Linked DNA regions of Homo sapiens: region 2 is linked to region 1. The links are chromatin loops, found by intact Hi-C in ENCODE. Cell type or tissue: OCI-LY7. All regions are shown on one strand. Links, peaks and the distances in the headings refer to the core of each region. The heading gives the core; the rest is flanking DNA. Region 1 has its middle 54 kb from the start of LINC01104. Region 2 overlaps AFF3 (ALF transcription elongation factor 3).

What was found. Peaks named below come from ENCODE experiments on the same cell type or tissue, not always from the same donor. Only the 100,000 strongest peaks of a DNase experiment are listed, where the experiment ranks them.
Region 2: a loop joins it to region 1, with 8 times the contacts of the local background. A loop is called at or near these places in 74 of 110 quality-filtered maps.

The regions. Positions count from the first base shown.
Region 1 is chr2:100,257,237-100,266,368 of GRCh38, forward strand. No RefSeq gene overlaps it. Among named protein-coding and RNA genes, the nearest start is that of LINC01104, 54 kb to the left of the region's middle. In OCI-LY7, for the core only: CTCF peaks have their summits at 3,711 (motif pointing left), 3,917 (motif pointing left) and 5,800 (motif pointing right); DNase peaks (open chromatin) are centred at 3,655, 5,535 and 5,815.
Region 2 is chr2:99,556,203-99,564,202 of GRCh38, forward strand. It overlaps AFF3 (ALF transcription elongation factor 3), which reads right to left. Exons shown (of 25, transcript NM_001386135.1): 21 at 4,163-4,234; 22 at 2,673-2,766. Among named protein-coding and RNA genes, the nearest start is that of REV1, 70 kb to the left of the region's middle. In OCI-LY7, for the core only: CTCF peaks have their summits at 3,064 (motif pointing right) and 3,277; a DNase peak (open chromatin) is centred at 3,099.

The DNA of each region.
Region 1 (9,132 bases), core at 1,133-9,132:
GGCCATCTGCTTTACTCTCTCTATTGGTTTAAATGTAAATCTCACGCAAAAACAACCTCACAGAAACACCTGGAATCATGTCTGCCTAAACATCTGGGCACCCTGTGGCCCAGTCAAGTTGACACATAAGATTGGCCATCACAGCTCCTCCCAGGTGGGTGCCAGGGAGTGATGAGGAAAGGAAGGGCCCGTGCCAATGAGAGAGACCAATAAGTGGCATTGATTTTCTGGCTCAGATCCTTAGTTGTGCCACTGCCCCCTATACAACCCTGGGCAAGCCAACTTGTCTCTTTGTGCCTGTGTCTCCATCTAGGCAGTGGGGCCAGGCCAGTGCCCACCTTGGAGGCAGCACATGCAAAGGGCCCTGAGCTGTCCCTGGCACCCTGGGTGGTGTCATTGGTAGTTTTATAGTGTGGTTGGGACCCTGGCCAGAGAAGCTGGAGAAATTTGGGGCAAGGAGAATGAGGAGTGAGCCAGGAAGGCTCCCAATTAAACTAAAAAATCACTGCCGTGGCTTTGCATCTTATTTTCTTTTATTGCATTTTAGCTTTTGGATTTAGGGCCTTTTGAAGGTGAATTTCATCAGACTGAAGAACTGTGTGAAAACCTGCTTTTTCTGGACTAAATACACACAGGCGGGTCAGATACCCAGGACGCCCAGAGCCCTCCCTCTACAAGGCATGGGCGTTCCTCCTGCCCTCCACCTTCCAGATGCCAGGGTCTTCAGGGTCCTGCATTCATGCAGGGACGCTGAGTCCAATTCAACTACCTGCTCTCTAATCCCAGCTCTTTCTAGCGGGGCATTTTAGGTGATTCATGCTGCAGCCTGCACGAATCAAAGCTAAAAATAGGCACATTTTCATGGCAAGAGAAAACAGAGTCCTTAGAAAACACGACTCCCGGAAAAACCAAATCAGTAATCCAGACTCGGCGGCCCTGGGCGGATGACCAGTCATGGGTTCAATTTGTATTTCCTGAGCACCTACTGTATACAGGGTGCTGGGGGTGGGGCCCTTTTCTCTCTTCTCATGGATCAGAAGGAAGGAATTTCCCCTCCTTTGTCACCCCAGGAGAGGAGCGCCTTCTCATCTGAAGTTTGAACTTGACATTCACGGTCCATCGTTCACCTGTGGGCACAGTGCTCCTGCCCCTCCCACTCCTGGCTCCATGCTCACGATCCTGGAGGCATCCTCCTGGAGGATGCTCATTCCACAGATGTGCCCAGATAATGTAAGATGCATAGACTTCGTTGGCCTAAAGAAAATGTCTTCCAATTAAGCTGTCTTCCTGCTAGCATTGTCTCTTCAGAGACACCCCATGGGGTCTGGGGGGCAGAGAGCTGGGGACGGCATTGGTGTAGGGCAGGGGTAACTGGCTGGGGTGGAAAGCCTGCTCCCCCAGTCCTCAGATGTGTGAATGGCAGCAGGGTCACCTAAGCTCCTTGAGTCTGCCTTCCCTCCTCTGTAAAATGGGATAATAGTTGTGGAGCCCATGGGCTTGCAGTGAGGAGCCCGCAGATGTCAGATGCTGTGGCTGTCCTCGTCATCATCATTATTAGGACTGCTATTATGATGGCCCCACCAATGGCGGTCTGTGCATTAGCCATCTGAGGGGTGTCCAAAGGCCACGGACTATCCCCACATCTGCATACATCCTTGTGGTACTTTCTCTTTTTTAAGGTTCTTAAGAATGCATGCAATTTTTTTTTTTTTTTTGCAGGTGAATCTGGGATGGGACCTTATTACTCCCCTTACACCACCAGTAAAAATTGGCACACCTGATGAACTCATCGCTACCCACTGCTAGATGCCAGAGCAGGGGATGGAGGAATGAGCAAGTAGCACCTGGAGTCTGATGGGGGGCAGCAGGAAAGGTAGGGGTTGGGAATGCCGAAGAAGGAAGGGTCACCTTAAGGAAGCTGGTGCTGGGGGCAGACTTCACCAACAGGAGAATGGCTGAGGCATGGCCACAAGCCACCCTTTCTCTAGTGCAGTGCTTTTCTGACTCTCGAGCACATGCGTGGCTGCTGCAGGTTTGTTAGAACCCAGCTGGCTGGTCCCCACCCGAGAGCTTCTCATTTGGCAGATCTGGGATGGGGCCGAAGACTGCATGTCTGGCAAGTTCCCAAGCGATGCAAACATGGCTGCTCTCAAGAATGAGCTTTGAGAACCACTGTTTAAACCCATAATCTTCAAGTGTTTCAAAGCCAGGGATTGGTCAAATGAAATATTTTGGAGGCAAAAATAAAGCAATGAGGCCGGGAGTGGCGGCTCACACCTGTAATCCCAGCACTTTGGGAGGCCAAGGCGGGCGGATCACTTGGGGTCAGGAGTTCGGGACAAGCCCATGCAACATGGTGAAACCCCATCTCTACTAAAAATAGAAAAAGTAGCTGGGAGTGGTGGTGTGTGCCTGTAGTCCCAGCTACTTGGGAGGCTGAGGCAGGAGAATCGCTTGAACCCGGGAGGTGGAGGTTGCAGTGAGCTGAGATCGTGCCACTGCACTCCAGCCTGGGCGACAGAGCAAGACTCCGTCTCAAACAAACAAACAAAAACAAACCAAACAATAATAAAGCAACAAACAAGGTGATGGTACAGGGCTTGGCAGTGCCAGACACTTCCTAAGGCACAATTCCAAACCAAATGGAAATTCTGAAGTTCCCCCTTGGCTTTAGACCAGGCATCAGACAGCAGTGAGTCCAGGCCTTGTGTTGTGCATCTTAAAAGAACTGGTTCCAACCACATAGTATTCAGGATTGGGTGTCCCAGCAATCTGTGTTTCAGTGAACCCAGATGCTTCTGAGTGTGTGAAGGCTTGAGAGGCACTGGCATATATCACTTATAGTGGCTTCAGTTACCTGCTGATGCCCATACCTGCAGCTGTATCTCACCCTAGGTGGCAGCCTCAGGTCTCCTGAGCTCACAGCCAGCTCCACCTGCACCTGCCTTTCCCAGGCTACTGAGAACTTACATCTGAACATATAGCTGAGCTCAGATCCTTCTCCCCAGCCTCTCTTCTTCCTGGGCTCCCTAACCCGAGAAGAGCATGGTCATGTACTAATTGCTCACTATGTGCCTTGCACTGATAGGCGCTCCATATACATTAACTCCAAACCAAGGTAGATATTAGAATTCTCATTCTATAAATAAGGCTTTCAAGTCTCCAAGAAGTGAAGCACCTTGTCCAAGGTCACCTAGCCAGCAAAGATTTAAACCCAGGCCTGGGGCCTGCAGCACAGTCCTTTGACTCTACCACGCTACCTGGCATCATGCACCCAGCAGACCCAGCAGACAGAGCCAGAAACTCACTCACCATCCAGGACCTGGATTTATTGCATTTGATATTCACACCTTTTTACAGAGAGGATCTACAGATTTCATCAGCTGTGAACAACAACAAAAAGAGTACGTAGGAATTCCAAAATCCTGTAATAACAATGAAAATCACGGTAAGAGTAATATTTTGGAAGACTGTTCTCTGGTTCAAGGCCTTACACTAAGCGCCTTCCCGCCTGGCCGTGGGGAGGGACTTAGCATGTCCCAGGCAGCTCAACTTTGCAGAAAAGGAGCATCTCCCATCCCTTCCACAGGCAGCAGCTTTCTCCAGTCCATGCTTCAGAGACAGAGGCACCCTGCCGAAGTCCCTCCATTCCTGAGGGTGCAGTGACCCCATGTGGCCAATTCCAAATGTAGCCACTTGATGGACATTGGGCTGTGACTGCTATTTCTTCTTCATTTAAGCAATTCTCCAATTGCTGTCTTTTGCTGAAGTTTTGCTTTCATTCCACTGAGGAGGAGAGGCAACAGAGGCGGCTTGGAATGGGAAGGGCGGGGCTGAGCTTGCAGGGACAATGTCCACCTAGCCTGCTGGCCACAAGGACCCTCCAGCTCTGAAGGTGCGCTGAGAGCGACCCCTTCGGGCCACATTGGAGGGGCAGCAACAGGTGATCTGGATGGCTGGCCTGAAGCCTTCTAGGCCCCAACCAGGCTGCTGCATCGCAGAGAAAGGAGAGAGAGAGACAGATGAGACCAAGGAAACTCTGCACTGAGTCACCCCCAGACTCAGGAGGGGGAAATGGGGGGCTGTCATGTGAGAGCTGGGAGGGCCCATGGGGTTATCAAAGTCATGGCCACATTTTATAAAGACAGCGAGGGCCAGAGTGTGACAAGGTCTCTCCTTAAAGCCGCCCACTAATATGTGTGAGCCGGTGAGGAACTGCATGTGGCTGCTACCAACATATGCCGAGTCACAGGGGCTTCAGCTAGGTAGGGGTGTCTTTCTCTTATGTAATCTGAAATTTCTCAGAAGCAGGTGGTCCAGGGCTGCTAGGGAGGCCCCACGATGTCATGAGAGACCCCAACTCTGTCTTCTGCTTCACCAGTCCTAAAACATGGCATTTCTCCACAAGCCTACATCATGGTCACGACATCTGCTTCAGCTCCCCTCTCACTCCTGAGTCCCAGGCAGGGAAAAGAAAGAAGAGGGAAAGCTCAGAGGCTGACTGTCAGAAGCATAAGCTTCCCCTTCAATAGCATTTCCTGAGGTTTCACCCAATAACTTCCTTTTATCGTATTGGCCATTGGAACTGTAGTTTGTAAGCTGAGCGTATTCCTAGAAGGAAGGAGAGAATGAAGATATAGATTACTAGAGGCCTCACCCATCTCCACTCGGGATAATAACAGCTACCATTTCTTTGGAGCTTACTATGTTTACATGAATTTATCTATCCTCAGAATAACCCTGGCAGATGAGTTTGTTATCCCATTTCACAGGTGAGGAAAGTGAAGTTTAGTGAGCTTAGGTTAACTGAACCACACCTAGTGAGGGCTGGGGACAAAATCTGAAACTAGATATGACTCAAATCCTACAGTCTTCACCTTACAGCACCTAACAAAGGGGCAGAGACACAGGACTCAGGCTTCCAAAGCTATGTTACAAAGCCACTCTCCCTTGGCGTGGTAACCACTGATACTTCCCTGTAAATGGAGGAAGCAGCATGAAAACAGGCTTTTTGAGGAAGGAGCTGCGGCCGCTGTCACCATTGTTGGGAAGGACAGAGCACTATACTCGGTTTGTATCTAGTAAGCAAGTTTGCCCAAGAGTTCATTTCCCCAGACTCTTAATCCATTCTCTGACCTGCTGTCACTCTTACAGACTCCAGGAGAAACCTTCCACATATCTGTGAAACTAGGTGATTTTGGTTTCACCATGATCAGTAAAAGATAATCAGTTCATCCTCTTTTACTATTTATACAGCTGTGTCCAGGATTTTGTAAAAAATCTTTTAAATGTACAATAAAGGTAAATCCTTTGGCTTTGTGAAAAGGTCCTTGGCTTCATAAAAGGACTCATTCCAGGGCTCCTTTAAGTGAAGGTCTCCAATATCTTTAAATATAAAATATTTTAAAGTAATAGCCACTCAAGAAAGAGGCCTGAGCACAGAGAAACTTAAAGCTAGAGTGTGTGACACAGCGCCACCTGAAGATCAAGCGGAGATGAAGAAGGGTAGCTATGTAGGTCAGCGGGGAAATGGAGCTGGTTGACAACAGGATCTTCCAACTGGCCTCTTTGACAGAGGGACGTCCAACTCTGCCTAGGGCATGTGACAGTGGAGAGACATCTAGGGTGGTCCTGCTTCACAATGATATGGCCTATGGTTTGTCGTCTTGAAGCCATTCGTCCTGGGTTCTCAGCGAAGCCTTGTCAACGTCGCTGATGTATCCCAAATCTTTGGAAAGCAGGGAAATCCTGCTCGCAGCTCATACCCGGGCTCTCCAGTCCCCTGCAGTACTGGAGGATGTCCAGCAGGTGGCGCAAAAGACAAGGGCTCGCCTTACCCATCTCTTGTCCTTATGAAGGAAATTTGACCAAAATGACAGCCCCCTCCTTCCTTCCCCTCCCTCCTTTCCTTCCTTCCATCCTCTCCTTCTCTTCTGTCCCTCTCTTTCTTCTTTATTCATTGAATCATCAAGTATCCATGAAAGACTACAAGCAGAGCTCTGTGCAAGATAATGGGGGGATGAATTAGGACAGGGTCCTTTGCCTTTGAGGAACCTGGAGTATAATAAAAAAGTAAAATAATAAACAACCGAAATACAAGAGGTGGCACAGGCTTCTGAGGGAGCAGTGTCACTCTTGAGCTGTATCATCGCAGCCTGCAGGTTCTGGAGTCAGACCAACCTGTCTTGTCTGTCTTCTGGTCCCGATTCCACACTTGCTGCAACCTTGTGCAAGCGCCTTAATGCCTCAAAGCCTCCGTTTCCTTATCTGTAAAATGAGGATAACAATAGATTGTCCTATGACATGTTCATAAGGTTGGCATAAGGAGTTAACATACCTAAAACATTTAGCACATTTTTAAAAAAACCAAAACGTTATTTAAAACATATAACTCATTCGTTCTTGCATGCATTCATTTATTCTATAGGCATTTGCATGACAACCATGTGAAGAAGGCTGTCCTTGTTATTATAGGAGGTACAAAGTAAATAGAAGGAATACTTCTCAGTGTGGGGATTTGCAGTCAGGGTGAATATTTCTTCAACATCTTCTTGAACACTTTTCTCTGTGACAGTCAAAATCAGCCTGGACTGAAAAGAGAAGAAAGCAGCCTAGCTGTTAATCCCGCTGGGAGGACACACTCTGATAAAGCCAGCTGCAGCATCCGCCGAAAATGCCATTTCTCCCGGGGTCAACCTATAGCTGGAAAATGCCAGGATGATCTCCCTTGAGTGAGCACTGCTTCCTCACCAATCGTGCCCTAGAGCCGCTTTGCTGCACCCCTCTTTTGCTACGAATCCCCAAATGCTGAGCCCTCCTTGCTCTTGCTGGCACCCAAACAGTAGTCAATCCTGCTGTTCCTGAGACTGTCTTGGAAACAGCAGCCAGCACAGGATGGATCCCACTTCCTCAGACCCTCATCAGAGTCTCCAGGGAGAGCCCAGACCTTCTAGAAGGGGCTTCCCTCCCCCTCCCCCACCAAGTGTGCAGCACTCCCAGATTCTAAAGTCATGTCAGTCAGTGGCATTTTTCGGACCGAGGGGTGCATGGTGGTCTTCGGCAGATGGAAACTCACTTTTGCGAGCTCCCTGATAGCGGGGTGCAGGCCTCCACCTCCTCAGAGGCCCGCATGAGAAATCTTGGCAGGGAGGGAGGCAAGGGAGGAACGGGGCTCAGCTGGAATCCTGACTTCAGCAAAGGCGATGGAGGAAAGTTAAGGGCAGTGGCTGCAGTTATGTGAATCAGATGCAGCCCCAGCAGAGCTTCTGGTGCCCAGGCTGGAGCACCCCCAAGTGCCCCTTGAGCTATGAGCATCCAGCGAGACACTGGGCGTGCACAGCCTTATGGTGGGCTGTGGCATCGAACCACTGAATGAGAGAAGGTCTCTAGTAGAATCCGCCCTTCCTTCCTCCCCTCCCTCCTGCCTCCATCTTTCCCTTCCTTCTTCCCTCCCTCCTTCCTTCCACAAGCATCTTTGTGCAGGAACTGTGTTGAGTGTTGGGGGCACAGATGCCTCTGGCCAGTCCCCACATCCCCAGGCTTCTGAAGATTTCATCATGACACAGTGACAGTGGAGGGACAATCTCCCAGGTGGGGCGGCATCTGGGGGCAGGTGGCACCTGTGCACCCTTGAGCATGGGTTTGAGGGCACCCTACCGTTCCATTTTTGGGGTCTGGGCCAACATGCAGATCTGAGCCTCTGCAGGCCTGTGAGGCTGGTTCCGCTCAGCTGGCACCTTGGTTATCTGCTGAGCAGTAGCGACTGCTCTTTCAGGCCACAGTGTGTGCCACCAGGCCCATGTTAGGGATCTTAGGTCTCAGGGGTGTGTGGAATACCACGCCCCTCACTCTCCCTGGGTATGGAAGGGTGTGAGACACAGCACACTCTCCTCCCTAGCCAGACTGCAGGGATCTCCACCTCCTCCCCTAGAAATAAGGGTACTGTATGCATAGTGCTAGGAGTCAGAGCCCCCACCTCAGGACTGGGAGGAGGAAGAAAAAGGGCCCTGGGGCATGGAGAAATGTCTGACTCTCATCTCCCAACACACACACCCACCCTTCTCCTTCTCCCCAGCCCTAAGCCCTCCCTCCCCACAGGGAGTGTCAGCTGGGTGCAGGTGCTCGCTTCACGCATGCTGTGCTGAATCTTCTGGACGCTCCCACACTGCCTGGCCTGACTCCACCCTTCGGAGGCCATGCGCTCTGTGAAAGGGCATTGGCGGCAGTTGTGTGAATCAGAAGCAGTGGTCCTGCCTGAGACCGTGGTCCGGCCAGAGGCAGGGATCCAGGAGGCCTGGGGCCTAGCATAGGCCCAGGTTAGTCTGTGACCTTAGCAGTTCACTCCCTTACTTTGAGTTTGAGTGAGGGGTTGGGTCGCTGTGTCCCCAGGGAAAAATTTCCCTTTGGAAACCCAGACATTTCAACCTGCAGAGCTCAGAATTCAGGGCATGGGAAGCACAGATGCTCCAAGTTGGCTTCTGGGAGCTGGAGTCAGCACATCTTGGTTTCCAGACCTGAGGGCTTTCTACTGGGGACAAAGTGTCATGTAAAAGTGCTTGATCCCAAGTGCCTCCTGCATCCTGGAGGACAGCATCCCATTCTTGTCAGGTAGTGCCTGTGAGCTGGCACTAGGCCTTTAACAGCCATGCCAATTTCCTATAAGATCAGAAGCTCCTGTCTAGTTCAGTAGGTGACAGGCATCCACCATCACAGCCCATGCTGCGTCCTTCACAATGGAGGTGCTGTCCACTGCCGACAAAGCCAACACTCCATGAGCCCTGTCTTAGTGCTTCTGATGGAGGCCTTCTGGTTGGGAGAGAAATCTGTACTCAGAGTAGCAGTCTATTTAGATTTCAGAATGAGTCAGTGGCCCTTCGGCTTTCTATCAAGTTCAGTATTTGTCTCCATTACTGGCAGACTGGACACTTGGTGGAAGCAGTAGCTACATTATCTTTGGTAAGTAGAAGGCTGTGCCATTGGGCTCACTCATAGCCTCCATCCCTGCCACCATTGTGCCAGCACTGGGGGGCCAATGACACAGGCTGGCCCATGTTACCTGACTGAGTCATTTCGCCTACTTGGCTGCTAGGAGCGTCTTCTGTGGTGGATGCTCTCCAGTGAGCACTATCATGT
Region 2 (8,000 bases), core at 1-8,000, 700 kb before region 1:
GGAGGCTGAGGTGGGTGGATCACCTGAAGTCAGGAGTCTGAGACCAGCCTGGATGACATGGTGAAACCCCATCTCTACTAAAGATACAAAAAATTGGCCGGGTGTGGTGGCACACGCCTGTAATCCCAACTACTTGGGAGGCTGAGACAGAATCGCTTGAACCTGGGAGGTGGAGGTTAGGGTGAGCCAAGATTGTGCCACTGCACTCCAGCCTGGGTGACGGAGCGAGACTCCGTCTCAAAAAAAAACAACAAAAAAAGAAGTCTTGAGTTCTCTTCCTCTACCACTAAGCCCCATGCCCAAGAAATACCGGTAGGAACAAAGTTCTTTTTTTTTAGAGATAGCTCTGTACTGATAAAACACATATAGCCAAATTGTCTTGGGTACCTAAAGATTTCATGGTTTCTGAACTCAAAGTAGCATTTAAATAGCCCTTGAGGCTGGGTGTATGGCTCACATTGGTAATCCTAGCACTTTGGGAGGCCAAGGCAGTAGGCTCGCTGGAGGACAGGAGTTCGAGAAGGGTCTGGACAACACAAGGAGACCCTCTGTCTACAAAAAATGAAAAAATGAGCTGGGTGTGGTGGTGTGTATCTGTGGTCTCAGCGACTTGGGAGGCTGAGGTGGGAGGACTGCTTGAGCCCAGGAATTCACAGCTGCAGTGAGCTCCGACTGTACCACTGCACTCTAGCCTGGGCAACAGAACGGGACAGAAAAAAAAAAAAAGTCCTTGAAACTTTGTATCCAAGTTTCAGTTATCAGGAATAAGTTCTGGAGATCTATTGTATGGGATGGTGACTACAATTAATAATGATATATAGTATACTTGAAAATCTCTAAAAGAATCGATTTTAAATGTTCCCATCACAAAAACGGTAAGTATGTGAGGTGATGGATATGTTAATTAGCTTGGTTTAATCATTCCACAATGTATAAATATATCAAAACATCACATTATACATAAGTACACGCAATTTGTTGTTGATTAATTAAAAAAATTTTAAAAATAGCTTTTGATGAAGGGTAAATGACATTAATTCCTTGAGGAGCAACTCTGATTTTCTGGTTGTGTTTTCCTTTTTTTTTTTTTTTTTTGAGACAAAGTCTCACTCTGTCGCCCAGGCTGGAGTGCAGTGGCGCCATCTCTGCTCACTGCAACCTCTGCCTCCCGGGTTCAAACGATTCTCGTGCCTCAGCCTCCCTAGTAGCTAGGATTACAGATGCCTGCCACCACGCCTGGCGTGTTTTCTACCCATTCTGTATGTATTAGTGGGCTGCAGAGAATATTAAGAACTTGTATCCCTTAAAAGTTTGTTGTAGCCCCTGGCGGCTTACAGAATTCAGCTTCCTTCTTTATTCAAGCATTTTCCTTGACTGTAATAATTCTCTTTAGTAGTAGATCTTACGTTCTGGATTTTTGAACACTATTGATGTTGACTTTAGGCACCTGAAGGAAAGGGAAGGCTCAGTGCTGGTTCTTGTCCTGAAGACACAGGACGGTCAATGGGCTGAGAAAGTGATGTCCATGGCCTAGCACCTGGTTACTCTACATGCACAATTGGAAGGCAGTGTGCTGAACATACCCCAGGAACCCCCAGCACAGCCTGGCCATTAGAGATCACCTCTAGAGGAGGTTGGGCATGAACAGATCTCAAATGATGGTTGTGTATCTGACAAAGGGCTGTTGGAGATAGAGACGGCATAATTTCTAGTTTCTATAGATAAACAGAGAAGAGGACCAGAAATCTCAAATTAATTATTAATGTAAGGTCGACCTCACAACAGTACATCAGCGAAGGCTTTTAAAAATTTATTCTCCCAGTGAAAATAATTTCATTCCCTGAGATAAGTAAAAGGTGGCATGGTTTGCAATTTTATCCCTATAGCTACACACTGCTATCTACTGCTTCTGAGTTCTAACAAGCCATCTCTTACCATTTTAAATAACGCCATTAAAAATTAAATAAGCTACTAGAGACTGGCTAAGAGGGAATGGCTCTAAGGGGTTACTTCTAAGGAAAAGAAGCTCTAAGTGAGCATGAGGAATTTATGTTAGCTATAAAGATGAATTTCCTAGGACAGTGGAACGAGTAACTGGATCTTCTTTCTCTTGAAGCCATAAAAATACCTGGACAAGGCTGGGCGTGGTGGCTCACACCTGTATTCCTAGCACTCTGGGAGGTGGAGGCGGGGAGATCACCTGAGGTCAGGAGTTCGAGACCAGCATGACCAACATGGTGAAACCCCATCTCTACTAAAAATACAAAATTAGCCAGGCGTGGTGGTGTGCGCCTGTAATCTGAGCTACTTGGGAGGCTGAGGCAGGAGAATTGCTTGAACCCAGGAGGCGGAGGTTGCAGTGAGCCGAGATCGCACCATTGCACTGCAGCCTGGGCAACAAAGAGTGAAACTCTGTCTCCAAAAATACATAAAAAAATAAAAATAAAAAAATAAAAATACTTGGACAAGAAGGCAGGGAGATACATTAGATGGGCTCTCAAAGGTCCATTCTGAGGCCTGAAAGCCACAAGTGTGGCATAAATGGGGTTACCTTGGGGACCAGAGGTGACCTGCATTAACCCCAAAGCAATGGAGTCTACCAGGTGCTTCACAAATTTGACAGGGAGACAAGTGAAATTAAGGAACAATTCTGCTCATTCACTAGACAGTACCTTGAAATAGTCGATTAGTGCTTTTGAATACTTTACAGCGTGGTCCCTTTTGAGTCGAAACATCCGCCAGTACAGGAGGGCCAGGCATCGGTAACTGCAGGCGAAAAGAGAAACAGGCCCAGAAGCGGCTGAGTGCGTCGTGCGCAAACAAGACTTAAACATTTTTGTTGTTGTTCTAAGGTACTCAATAACAATACCTTGTTTCTACATAGGAAATCTTTCTATACGTGCATATAATGTCTGTGAGGGAACATCTTTTGTCCAAAAATAGAATTCAAAATTCCAAGAAGGTATTCCATAAATACATTTATCACTAGATAATTTTACAGCATTAGGTGAATCACTCTGTTGGGTCACAGGGGCCGGCCGCTTCCTTCTTCCACCACGAGAGGGCGCTGTCTCTCCACGAGAGGCGCGAGGTAGCTCTAGTACGCAGCCTTCACTGCTTCGCGGGCGAGCCCCGCTCTGCGGAAAGGACGACGCTGCCACCTGATGTTACTGAACTATAAGCAGCTCCACTAAAGTCACAAACATGAATGTACTTTATAAACAACAAAAACACTATGCTGGGAATAGGTGCCATCATTATAAACAACAAAAACACTATGCTGGGAATAGGTGCCATCATTTTATTATTTCCTATAATATTTTGTATACTTATTTATATATCAGTATTCTATCTTATATAATCATATTATTGTCATTTAGTGTATTATTCCAATATGGGACTTAAAGTTTGAAAGGGGCACAAAAGGCGTTTCTGAGACTTATCCTCTCTTCCTTGGAGCTCTTCACTCAGTTATTTGCTAACTCGGATCTGATGCTGACATCCAGAATACCAACATTCTGGGTGCAATGGCACCATCTCCTCCTACCAACCAAATCCAGGACAGGTAACAATTTGAGACCTTTTTTGTGTCTGTTGCTGTTATTATTATTTTTTAATTCAACTGTCTTTATTTCACTGCTTGGTAGACATGTATTCTATCAACATTCTCTGCCTTCCACCTACTGATGAGTAAGAAAGGGCTGACAGGTAAAGGAACTATAGGTTACCCGATCGTTCCCTTTTTTCTGTGGCATCATTTTCAAAGTAAGCGGCTGCGCCGGGTGCGATGGCTCACGCCTGTAATCCCAGCACTCTGGGAGGCTGAGGCAGGCAGATCACTTGAGGTCAGGAGTTCAAGACCAGCCTGACCAACATGGTGAAACCCCATCTCTACTAAAAATACAAAAATTAGGCCGGGCACAGTGGCTCATGCCTGTAATCCCAGCACTTTGGTAGGCCTGTCGATTTTCAATCACTGTGAATTCAGATCATGTATAGTACGGCAGCAAAAAATGGTCTGGACTTTCCCTGGTCATTAGAACTGCTCTGGGGCTTTGTATGTTAGAAGACATTGGGCAAACACTATGCCTTTCAGCACCTGGTTTGCCAATGATGGCATGCGAGGCTGGGGCTGCTATTCTAAGCGGAGATGGGCACTCACCATAATGCAGCCAGTTGTTTGTCTTCTGGTGTGGCATTGGGGCCTGAGTGGGTTTTTAGTCTCATAGCATACCTTAGAAAAAGCGGGGAGGAGGAATAGAATAAAAAACATAAAAAGCAAAGAAATAGTAAAACTAGCTTTTTTATTAACAGAACTTCTATGATGGTAGTTCTCCCTGCCTGATCCTTAGCTTTTCATAGTACTTGCTGATAATTCTTTCTTAAAAGCTAGCTGGTGCTGCTCCATTTTCCCAAGTATTACATTACTGTGATGACTAGAACAGCTACTTTCTGCTCTTTAACAGTACAAGTTCAAATGCTACAGATTGTCGGGAGTGATACCAGTTCAAGAACTATTCATGTATATGCTAACATGTCCATTTTTCCACATTTTGATTTATGGCTGAGTGTCTGACAGATGGAGGTGAAGTTCTATCCTTCTGTGCTTACCTCCAGAAGAATTTCCATCCTGGGTATGCAGAGGAATGCTTAGATTTACCCCTCTTTCTTTGTTATGTAACTTTTACTTTGACAGCTACATAAGTGTCCTGAGTACATTTTTAATCTCTGTTTGCTTCTACAGACAGATACTACGAGAAACTAGTGGCTTTTATGGACTGCACTTAATTCCATTTATTTTTCTGAACCAAGGGGACTGTGGCCATTGCTTTCTCCCAACAACATACCAAATTACATATGCAGACTCTTTGAGAGAGCTGAGGCAGTATGTGTAATGATCAGATTGTCCTAGGTTCAAATCTCAGCTCAGCGACTTATAAGTTGTAAGTGCTTAGACAAATGTATTAACATCTTTAAGCCTCCATTTCCTTATCTATAAAATAAGACTAATACTGCCAATCACATAACATTGTGTTAAGAATTAACTAAGATAGCGTTTGTAAAGCTCTTGGGATAGTTGGCTGGCTTGTAAATTGCTCAAGAAACATACTGTTATCATCGCACTATCTCCTCAACATGCAGACTTGTAGCATTTTTCAGTGTTATCTCTTTGCATAATTTTTACAGCGGTTGCTCTGGATTTTACAATATACATGTAATTTATTGGTATCAACATTTTATCACTTTGGGATAGTATGGAAGTCTTACTTCAATTTAGATACCTTTACCTTCCCCACTTAAAAATAGCATTGTCTTGAGTATCAGATGGTGGTATAATTTTTTATTGTTTTGTTTTGTAGCAGTGGGGTCTTACTATGTTGTCTGGGCTGGTTTCAAACTCCTGGCCTCAAGCTATCCTCCCAGCTTGGCCTCCTAAAGTGCTGTAATTACAGATGTGAGCCACTGTGCCTGGACTGCTGGTATAATTTTTGTTTCAATCCTCAAACCTGGTTTATAAACTCATAAGGAGTAGTTTATTGTATATATATCTATGTGTCTGTTCTTCCTTCTTTCCCAATGCTCCCATATTCCTTCTTTTGTCATTTTATTTCTGTTTGAGAAACTTCTTTTAGCCAGTCTTTAAGGGTGGGTCTTTTAGAGACACATACTTGTACTTTTCCTAAATCTGAGGCTATCTTTATTTCCCTTCATTCTTGAAGAATAGTTTCACTGACTCTAGAATTCATGGCTTCACAGTTCCTTCTTTGAACCCTTGGAAACTGTCACGCCACTCCCTCCCAGCCTGCATGGTTTCAGAGAAGCCTGCTGTCATTCGAATTGATTCTCCCCTGCAGATAATTATCGTTTCTCCCTGGCTGCTTTCAGGATATTTGGCCTTTAGTTTTTGGAAATGTAATCATGGTGTGTTTTTGCATGCATTTCTTTGGGTTTATCTTATTTAGGTTTTTCTCTGCTTCTTAAATCTGTAGGTTTATGTCTTTTGACAAATTTGGCAAGTTTCAGCCATTATTTCTTCAAATACTCTCTCAGTCCTACTCTCTATTCCTCTCCTCTGAGACTTCCATGACACAAATGTTGGATTTTTTCTTATTGTGCTTGAGGCTGTGTTCATTTAATTTTTTCAGTCTATTTCTTCTTTACTGCTCAGATTGGGTAAATTATATTTTTTGTCCTCAAGTTCATTGACTCTCTCCTGTCATCTCCACTCTACTACTGAGTCCATTTTTGGGGTTTATATTATCAAATTCTACAGTTTCACAATTTCCATTTAGTTCTTTTTAAAATAACTTCCATTTCTTTGAAAAGATTTTCTGGTTTTGTTTGTTGAGTGATAACTGTGATTATTGAAGCATTTTTACGATGGCTGCTTTAAAAATCCTTGTCAGATAATTGCAGCAACTGATTCATCTTTGCATTGAGGTCTTCTGATCATCTTTTTTCATGCCAGTGGTGACTGTCCTAGTTCTTGGTATGATGAGTGAGTTCCTATGGTATCCTGGACATTTTGACCATTAGGTTAGGAGACTCTTGAGTCCTATTTTAAACCCAGCCACCCTGTTTAGGTCTAGCAGGAAGGCCCTAGCCTACTTTGGGGGCTGTGGTTCCAATGATAATTTAATTTTCAGAGCCTTTCTGATACTATTTTAGTCTGTGTGGTTGATCTGGTGCCACCGGGGCTTCAGCTCATCCCTGATGGTACTGCCTGCGGAGAGTGGAAGGGTGGGAGGAGAGGGTCACCAGGCTGAGCTCGTGTGGTGGCAGTGCTCCACTGACCCACGCCTGCTTGGCCATCTGGAGTTCCCTGGTGAAGGGAATTCTGCCCGTAGGGACAAAGTGTACATCCTGGGCTAGGTCATCTTGGTGGTGAGAACCCCTTGCCAGCGCTCCAGGCCCTTCAGTGTCTCAGTAGGGGAGAGGAGGGTCAGGCAGGGTGGGCAATGTGCGGATGTAATTAATGCTGTTTTCTTTTTTTTTTTTCTTTCTTGAGACAGAGTCTCGCTCTGTCGCCCAGGCTGGAGTGCAGTGGCGCGATCTTGGCTCACTGCGAGCTCCGCCTTCCAGGTTCACGCCATTCTCCTGCCTCAGCCTCCTGAGTAGCTAGGACTACAGGTGCCGGCCACCACGCCCGGCTAATTTTTTGTATTTTTAGTAGAGACGGGGTTTCATCGTATTAGCCAGGATGGTCTCAATCTCCTGACCTCATGCTCTGCCTGCCTCAGCCTCCCAAAGTGCTGGGATTACAGGCGTGAGCCACCGCGCCCAGAAAATTAATGCTATTTTCTAATGTAGGTTGAAAAAAGAGCTAGCCAGGTGCGGTGGCTCACGCTTGTAATCTCAGCACTTTGGGAGGCCGAAGCAGGCAGAGCACCTGAGGTCAGGAGTTCAAGACCATCCTGACCAACATGGAGAAACCCCATCTCTACTAAAAATACAAAATTAGCTGGATGTGGTGGTGCATGCCTGTAATCCGAGCTACTGGGGAGGCTGAGGCAGGAGAATCACTTGAACTCGGGAGGCAGAGGTTGTGGTGAGCTGAGATTGTGCCATTGCACTCCAGCCTGGGCAGTAAGAGTGAAATTTAGTCTCAAAAAAAAAAAAAAAAAAAAAAAGAAAGAAAGAAAAAGAGCCAAATTTGTCTTTTTGTCTTTGTTTTCTCTGTATTTTGCGTGATTCTATCGATTCTGAAGTATCTAGAAGGTGGACAGTGTTCTCTACCTGTGAAAGATTACTTCCATCAGTGGGCACAGTGGGTGTGGTACCCCAGCACCCTCTCTTTGATGGTATATCTGGCTGGCATGGTTTTTTGTTTGTTTGGGCTTGCTTGTTTGATTTTCAAGTGTGAATGCCTTTAAGCAGGTCATGATACTCCAGTTCACAGCAGGCCCTATGGCTTGCTTATTCATTGATTCCTTAATTGTTTATTAAGCACATACTATGTGCCAGAAAATATTCGAAGGGCTGAGGATTCCCCAGTTAGC